Regions from separate parts of the Homo sapiens genome. Here region 1 is linked to region 2. A link is an interaction called in ENCODE POLR2A ChIA-PET data of the cell type or tissue named here. Cell type or tissue: OCI-LY7. All regions are shown on one strand. Links, peaks and the distances in the headings refer to the core of each region. The heading gives the core; the rest is flanking DNA.

Region 1 (4,394 bases), core at 163-4,162, 200 kb after region 2:
GCCCTGGTTCACACCATTCTCCTGCCTCAGCCTCCCAAGTAGCTGAGACTACAGGTGTCCGCTACCACGCCCGCCTAATTTTTTTGTATTTTTAGTAGAGATGGGGTTTCACTGTGTTAGCCAGGATGGTCTCGATCTCCTGACCTCGTGATCCGCCCGCCTTGGCCTCCCAAAGTGCTGGGATTACAGGCGTGAGCCACTGCGCCCGGCCTAGTATAATAATTTTTAAAATTAGCTTTAAATATTTTTGAGTTAAAATCTTGATATTTTAAAATGTTGCCTATTAATTAATTTTTTTTTTTTTTTTTTGAGACGGAGTCTCGCTCTGTCGCCCAGGCTGGAGTGCAGTGGCACGATCTCGGCTCAGTGCAAGCTCTGCCTCCTGGGTTCACGCCATTCTCCTGCCTCAGCCTCCAGAGTAGCTGGGACTACAGGCGCCCGCCACCACGCCCGGCTAATTTTTTTGTATTTTTAGTAGAGACGGGGTTTCACCGTGTTAGCCAGGTTGGTCTCGATCTCCTGACCTTGTGATCCACCCACCTCAGCCTCCCAAAGAGCTGGGATTACAGGCGTGAGCCACCACGCCTGGCCGCCTATTAATTTTTATAAGCAGTTTGCTTTTAATATTTTAGAAGAAAATAGCTCTTTGAATACATTTAAAACCAGTTTTAACTTTTTAAATTTTAATACTTTATTTATTTATTTATTGTTTGTTTGTTTGTTTGACAGAATGTCTCGCTCTGTTGCCCAGGCTAGAGTGCAGTGGAACAATCACAGCTCACTGCAGCCTCAAACTCCTGGGCTCAAGCCATCCTCCCACCTCAGCCTCCCAAGTAGCTAGGACTAGAGGCATGAGTCACCACACCCAGCTAATTTTTAAAAGATTTTTTTTTTGCAGAGACATGGTCTCACTATGTTGCCCAGGCTGATCTCAAACTCCTGACTTCAAGTGATCCTCCTGCTTCAGCCTCCCAAAGCGTTGGAGGTTACAGGCATCAGCTACTATGCGCAGGTTTTAATTTACTTTTGAATAAGTATGTGAAATTAAATAATTCAAACTTAAAGCTGTTGGAACTTTATTCTGAGCCTTGAGAGGTGTGTGGCTGTGCAGCCTGAGTCACATGGCATGCAGCTGCAACTTTTGCCTTGTTTTTCCTTTAGATAATTAAGAACAAACAGCACCAAAGACCCCCACAGATCATTACCCCTCCTTATAGAGTAATAAAGTATTCTTTCTTGGAATTTAGCAATCTGTAACCAATCAAATTGCTGTGGCATATGCACTAGTCTTGTATGAAAAGAGTCTTGCTCTGTCGCCCAGGCTGCAGGGCAGTGGCAGTCATAGCTCACTGCAGCCTCGAACCTGCCGGGCTCAGGTGATCCTCCCACCTCAGCCCTCTGAGTAGCTAGGACTACAGGCATGCACCACTGTGCCCAGCTAAATGTATTTTTTGTAGAGATGGAGTTTTGCCATGTTGCTCAGCCTGTTTTTGAACTGGGCTCAAGCAATCCTCCCATCTCAGCCTTCCAAAGTGCTGGGATTACAGGCGTGAGCCACCATGCCCGGCCAAAACCAACTAATATTAACAGTATTTTGTGTGTCTCTCTAAATATATCCTATGTGAATGTATGTATGTATTCTTTCTTTTGCCTTTATAAACAAATGATAGTATATTTTTCATAACGTTCTGCACTCTGATTTTCTTCTCAATGTATCTTGGCAGTCTTTCTCAGTATATAGTGACTTTTCTCATTTTTTTATCTTTATACCTCAATATCTGGCACATAGTAAGCAAATCATAAATGCTGAGTGAATGAAATATTAAATGAATAAAAAGGAAATTTTTGTGCTGCTATTGGAAATTAGCTCTCTATATATTTCAACATGTTACACATATACAATGATCTAAAAACTTGTCTTACTCTTTCCTATCCACTAGAGGGAGACATCAACCTGTTGTGGAAAAGAATGATCACTTAAAGTCTTTAGAAATTCTGAACCAACTCTCTAGCAGGTGATCCTTGTTAGAATTTGAGCCCTTAACGCTATCCAGGACTGGAGGTTGAAGGGACGATAGAGGGAGCAGGAGGAGAATGCACATGGATTAAGGAGCGAGAACACAGGTGAACTTCAGCTTTTTTGCTAACAGTCAGACAAACTACTGACCCTGACTCAGTGATGTGCTAGTAAACCAGCTCTTTAAAAAAAAAAAAAAAGCCCTAGATTGCTGATTTGTATGTAATGTTTATGAATTTCAGTAGAGAAAAAGACAATATTCAAACTGAGCCATGCACCCAAAACAAGAGAACAGCCAAGAAGTGTTCACTTCTATCAGTGCCCTGGGTTGTTTGAAAAAAGAAGCCGACCTGAGCACCTGTGAGCTCCCTTCTGGCGAGGAGAAATCTGGAGTGTAGTTATTCCACCATGGCCAAATTCAAGCCACTCGGGGTTTAATCACCGAATTGCAAATTCCTTGAACATTTAACAGTAGGCTCTCTTGGCTGGGCGCGGTGGCTCATGCCTGTAATCCCAGCAATTTGGGAGGCCATGGCAGGAGGATTACCTGAGGTCGGGAGTTGGAGACCAGCCTGGCCAACATAGTGAAACCCCATTTCTACTAAAAATACAAAAAATTAGCTGGGCGTGGTGGCAGGTGCCTGTGGTCCCAGCTACTCGGGAGGCTGAGGCAGGAGAATCGCTTGAACCCAGGAGGCGGAGGTTGCAGTGAGCCGAGATTGTGCCACTGCACTCCAGCCTGGGCGACAACAGTGAAACTCCATCTCAAAAAAACAAAACAACAATAACAACAACAGTAGGCTCTCTTGAGCCAGCCTGAGCAGGCTCTTGCATGCTGCTGAAGCTTGTCGGGTCTTAGTTACTTTTCCTGTAAAGTGGGGATGATAAATCTGCTCATTATGTAGATTCTATTACATAGAGGACACATAAGTTCTTTGAATGCTTAAAGCAATGTTTCCTAAACTTCTTTGGTCATGAAATCACCCAGTGGCTTGTGTAAAATAAACATTCCCAGGACCTGCCCTAGAGCACCTGGGTTAGAACATTTTGGGGGAGGGGGCTGGGAATCTGTATTTTAAATAAGCAACCCAGGTGAGGCCGGGCGCGGTGCCTCACACCTGTAATCCCAGCACTTTGGGAGGCCGAGGCGGGTGGATCACGAGATCAAGAGATTGAGACCATCCTGGCTAACACGGTGAAATTCCATCTCTACTAAAAATACAAAAAAATTAGCCGGGCATGGTGGCAGGAGCCTGTAGTCCCAGCTATTTGGGAGGCCGAGGCAGGAGAATGGCATGAACCCGGGAGACAGAGCTTGCAGTGAGCCGAGATTGCGCCACTGCACTCCAGCCTGGGCGACAGAGCGAGACTGTCTCAAAAAATAAATAAATAAATAAATAAATAAATAAATAAATAAATAAAAATAAAAAATAAAAAAGTGACCCAGGTGACTCTTATGACCCTGTGAAATGGGAGAAACACTGCTGCAAATTACTCTTATAATTGGGTCAGGTGTCAGGGGTCTTTCTCTAACTTCACAATTGGGCCTGCTTGAAGAGATGTGTGCAGAGTTCCACAACACACTCCAGGCAGGCATTTAATCCGTTCACTGTCTTCTCTACCCTCAGAGCCCAAACTTCCCAAAGAGGAAAACCTGCTCCTTGCCATCTCTTAGGCCAAGGCTTCTGTACACCTGGGAAGTCCTTCAATCTGAGGATCTCTGGGTTGTTTTCAAGCTACTATTTATTGAGAATTTACAAAGTGTCAGGCACGTTACAGCAATTTGTCATTTCTATGAAATAGCTTCTTGTGCTATTCCCATTTTACAGAGAAAAATCAAAGAAGTTGGGAAAATGTCGAAGGGCACACAACTAGGAAGTGTTTGTGCTGAAAACCCACCCTAGGCCCAAGCCTTGGAACTCCAAGCCTGGGTTCCATCCCTGCACTGGGCAATTCTGATCTATGTGCGCTAGTTTCCTTGTGTTCTCTGTTCTCTCCGTAGAAATCCTGGGCTCTCTTCTCCCAGCCACAAGGTTAGGTTGAAAAACAGAGCAGATGGAGGTAGTTTGTAGCCTACAGGTGCCCTGAATGAAGCTTCCACAGTGCTAAAGTGGAAGAACGAGGGACTCCAAGGGAAGGATTCAAGGCTGGGCCCATGCACCTGTGTAATTCAGAAGAGACCCCAGAGGAGATCAGCGCCCTCTAATTAGCCCTGGTAAGGAGCTCTGGGAGTTACTGTAACTCTCTCAGAAGAACCCAAACATGCGGGAACGTGACTTCTTACCTTCTGAAAGTCCACAAAATTCCTGATTGCCACCATTAATTTGTCACTTATCATTTGCAACAGGCATTGTAGGTTGTCTTATGCATTTGTCTT
Region 2 (4,394 bases), core at 144-4,143:
TTATTTTGCACTTTTTACACTGTATTTTAATAATCAGAACAGCTACATAAAGTAGGTGTTAAAGCACAAACTAACCAGACTGCCTGGGTTTAAATTCTGGCTCTGCCACTTATTAAGTGTGTGACCTTGAGAAGGTTGCTTAGTCAATTTGTGCTTCAATTCTCTAAGAAGGGATGGTAATCCTTTCTACCTCTGAAGAATTATTGTTAAGTATATCTCTCATGGAGTAAGTGCTAAATAAGAATTGGTTATAATTATGTGTTGGTCTCCCCCATGAGATTGTGAGCAACTTTAAGGCGAGGACTTTGGCTTTTTCATTTCTCTGGAATATTAAGTATTCAGTAAGTGTTACTGAATGAATAACTGGTGAGACAGCTCTATGATGATGGGAGGGATTACCCAGTTTCCTTCTTTGAGCAGATCCTACACTTTTTTTTTTTTTTTTAATTGAGACGGAGTCTCGCTCTGTCACCCAGGCTGGAGTGCAGTGGCACAATCTCGGCTCACTGCAAGCTCCGCCTCCCAGGTTCACGCCATTCTCCTGCCTCAGCCTCCAGAGTAGCTGGGACTACAGGCGCCCACCACCACGCCCGGCCAATTTTTTTTTTTTGTATTTTTAGTAGAGACGGGGTTTCACCATGTTAGCCAGGATGGTCTCAATCTCCTGACCTCGTGATCCGCCTGCCTTGGCCTCCCAAAGTGCTGGGATTACAAGCGTGAGCCACCACACACCCGGCCAGATCCTACACATTTTAAAAAAAATTGTATTGTTTCCAATTTTGTGGCTCCAGTTTTGTTTAATTCAAACCAAAATCCTGAAAACATCACAATCATATAATTGAAATTCAACAAAATGAAACCAATTTTAAAAAATCATAAAATGCATGTTCATTCTAAGAAACTTAACTCCATTTTTAAGCTTTAAGATTCCCCCGATCCCAAATAACCTAACACACCAAAAGCCTTGCCATTTCACACATGCTGTTCCTTTGCTTAGAACCTTTTCAATGTCTAGCTCACTCTGTTTGGGACTTCTTTTTTCTTTTCTTTTTTTTGAGACAGGGTCTGGCTCTGTCATCCAGGCTGGAGTGCAATGGGGCAATTTCGGCTCACTGCAACCTCCGCCCTTCCAGGCTCAAGCGTTCCTCCCACCTCAGTCTCTCGAATAGCTGGGACTACAGGCATGCGGCACCACGCCCAGCTAACTTTTGTATTGTTTGTAGAGACAGGGTTTCGCCATGTTGGCCAGGCTGGTCTCAAACTCCTGAGATCAAACAATCCGCCTGCCTAGGCCTCCCAAGGTGCTGGGATTACAGGTGAGAGACATTGTGCCTGGCCTCTTTGGGAAGTTTTTTCTGATCTTAGGGTGAGGCAGATGCCTCTTCTGTGCTGCCAAAACAGCCTATACATACAACAATATGGTACCAATAATGCATCATCCCAACTGTGATGCTCTGTTACCACACTTAAGGCAGATATTGCAATTATTTGGCTCCCCTGCTTTACTGCAAGCTCCTTGACATCAGGGCAGTATCTCAGTCATTACTGAATGTCTGACATTTAGTTGATACTTGATGAGTTTTTGAATGAATAAATGTTTAAACAGGTAAGTTTTATTTTGCTTATCAATTTTTTGTTTATTTCAATCATGGCAACTTTTATATAGTGGTTGGAAATTAAAATTAAAATTAAAATTTAAAGCATTTTCCCATACATTATACAACTGATCTCACAACCACCCTGAGATAGGTATTTTTATTATCCTCATTTTGCAAATGAAGAAACAGGTTCAGTGGCTGACTTCCCCAAAACTGCTTATCTTGTAAGTAGAAGCTGAGACTCTTGATTCAAAGCCCTAAGTTTCAGTTTGTGTAAACCAGACAACACTCTTCTGAATATGACTATTAGCTGAAGTGCCCCTTTGGAACATTCTAAGCCTCCTAGAGTCACCTTTTTCATGAATCTAAAAGCTCTCATCATTCTCTTACTGCTCCATCTTGCAGGAAGAATGTCCAGTCCCTTCCCTAAATCCCCTTCCATCTGCTAACTCCCCACTGTCCACCAGAGCATGCCTCTTCTAATACTTCAGATTCAAAGTGGGGATGGAACTCATCTCTAAAAACGACTGCATGCATCTCATATAGACAAAAGAAAATCTGGTTAATTCTTTAATCTTCAAATTTTATTTTGAAAACTATTTTAAATTCAAAGACAGAGTAGTATAAAAACCACCCACGTCCCCAACACTCTCAAATAACCAATGTTGTAATTAACTTTCTATGTACTATTTTGGGGCTCTGTTTTTAGATCATCATCAACTTCTTCACAGTTCATTCTTCTTAAATACACATGGCTAAGGAGTGAGACCCTGCCGCTTCCTCCCCAGTATCAGTCTCTTCCATGCCACATCTGAAAACAGCGGTCATTGACCCTTCTTTCGTCCAATTTCCTTTCCATATGTTCAGCATGCAATCTTTGGTGCTGATCAAGAGGAACCCCATCCCATATCAGCACAGGGATATATTGGCAGTGGTCTTCATGGCAAGTATACCCACTCCTTCCTAATTATAAATTATGAAACTCTCTATAAAGGTGAGGGTTTGCTTTTGTTTTCATGTGTTTGGCTGCTGTAAATCAATCCATCAGAGGCTGGGCAACAACATTAACATGAACAAAGTATGAAAAATAGCCCACCATGATACAGTAAGTATTTAATAAGGACAAACCTAAAATAGCAGCCCAGTTAATCAAATAATTTTAAATCAGCCCAATGCAAAACACTCCCCTTTCCTCTACCTGGCAATTCTTACCAACCTGAGTAATGTGAACAGAGAACATGAGTCCATGAATCACCACAGGCCATCCCCAGGCAGAGTGAGGCACACACAGCTGTGATCAAATGTTGCCTTCTCTCGTTTTAAACAAGGAATTAACTGTACATGGTGATTATCTCTGGGGAGTGGGAGTCAAAATGACTTTCATTTTTGTATTTTATGTACTTCAATACAGGCTGAATTTTTCAAAGAGCATGGATTTTATAATAAAAAACATTTCCATTTTGAGAAAAAATAGACACGAGTAACCCTTAATTTGGTTCACATAAGAATATGAGAAAAAATAATTTCACCATTTTAGCATGAGATACTAGCACAGAAGAAAATGTCAGGAGAAAACATTCTATAGAGACCAAAGTGACCTCTCAAGAAGATGTTTCTCAAATATACCTCATTTTTTTTGGGAAGACAACAGATTGCAGCTTATTAACAAAAATCTATGGAAATTTTTCTGTATTTCTATACCAAATAGTTTCCTCTCCTTTGCACCAAAGGCTTAGTGCTTTTCCTGGCTAGAGGGCAAGTCTGAAAGCAGGTACTTCTTTTCTCCTGCACATTAGAAAGGGAAATGATGCTACAAAGAAAACGAGATACTCTTAAAAAGGTCGATGAACTATATCTTCCCCAGAGCCTGGCAAAAGAGGAGAATGAGGAAGCAGTACAAAAATTTAGAAGTGTTAAACTGAAATCAAAGCACAAGGTCAAGAGCAAGTGGCTGTGACTGTGCTCATGCCCTGCTAAGGCCCTGGTTAAATATGGTTTCTCTTTTCTCTGACAATGATACACCAGTCCCTTCCCCACAAAAACCCCAAAAAAGTAGGCCATCGTATTAGGAGTGGGAAGAATAGAAAGGCTTCAGGAAAGACTGTTCAACCTGAGTTATTCAATACCATGAAAATGTGGTATTAATGGAGAAAGCCTGCTTGCTCATAAAACGAATGTAAGAGGTTAACTGAAGACTCTACTGTAGACGTTATGTTTATTAACCTTTGGAAAAGCATTTCACCTCTACTATGCTTCAGTTTCCTGTTTTTGTTGTTGTTGTTGTTTGTTTTTTTGAGACAGAGTCTCGCTCTTGTTGCCCAGGCTGGAGTGCAGTGGCGCCATTTCGGCTCACTGCAACCTCCGCCTCCCAGGTTCAAGCGATTCTCCTGCCTCAGCCTCCTGAGTAGCTGGGATTACAGGCGCCCGCCACCACGCCAGGCTAATTTTTGTACTTTTAGTAGAGATGGGGTTTCGCCATGTTGGCCAGGCTGGTCTCGAACTCCTGACCTCGGGTGATCCACCCGCCTCGGCCTCCCAAAGTGTTGGGATTACAGGCGTGAGCCACTGCGCCCGGCCCAGTTTCCTGTTTCTTTAAGAGGAGGAACCCCCTTTCTAGCTCCCAAAGTCATCCAGTTATTATTGAGACTTTATTAGATATCCAGCAAGTGATTCAAAAGCAAAGTTTTGAGGTTCTGAGCAAATGTTGGCCAGCCATCATTCAAGCCTCATCTTTTTGTACTCAATTTTCCCCGTTTCTCCACATCATATCTATCTGCACTGACAAAATTTCATAGA

The links. Peaks named below come from ENCODE experiments on the same cell type or tissue, not always from the same donor. Only the 100,000 strongest peaks of a DNase experiment are listed, where the experiment ranks them.
Region 1: POLR2A ChIA-PET joins it to region 2 with 9 read pairs; 1 of 35 experiments calls an interaction of 5 or more read pairs at or near these places.

What each region holds. Positions count from the first base shown.
Region 1 is chr14:64,301,206-64,305,599 of GRCh38, reverse strand. It overlaps a transcript of ESR2 not described here. Among named protein-coding and RNA genes, the nearest start is that of ESR2, 9.0 kb to the right of the region's middle. In OCI-LY7, for the core only: CTCF peaks have their summits at 1,751 and 1,951 (motif pointing right); a DNase peak (open chromatin) is centred at 1,959.
Region 2 is chr14:64,506,032-64,510,425 of GRCh38, reverse strand. The region is part of intron 1 of ZBTB1 (zinc finger and BTB domain containing 1); the gene reads right to left. Among named protein-coding and RNA genes, the nearest start is that of ZBTB1, 3.5 kb to the right of the region's middle. In OCI-LY7, for the core only: no CTCF peak of the experiment used is centred there; DNase peaks (open chromatin) are centred at 1,825 and 3,515; H3K4me3 peaks cover 1,679 bases; H3K27ac peaks cover 348 bases.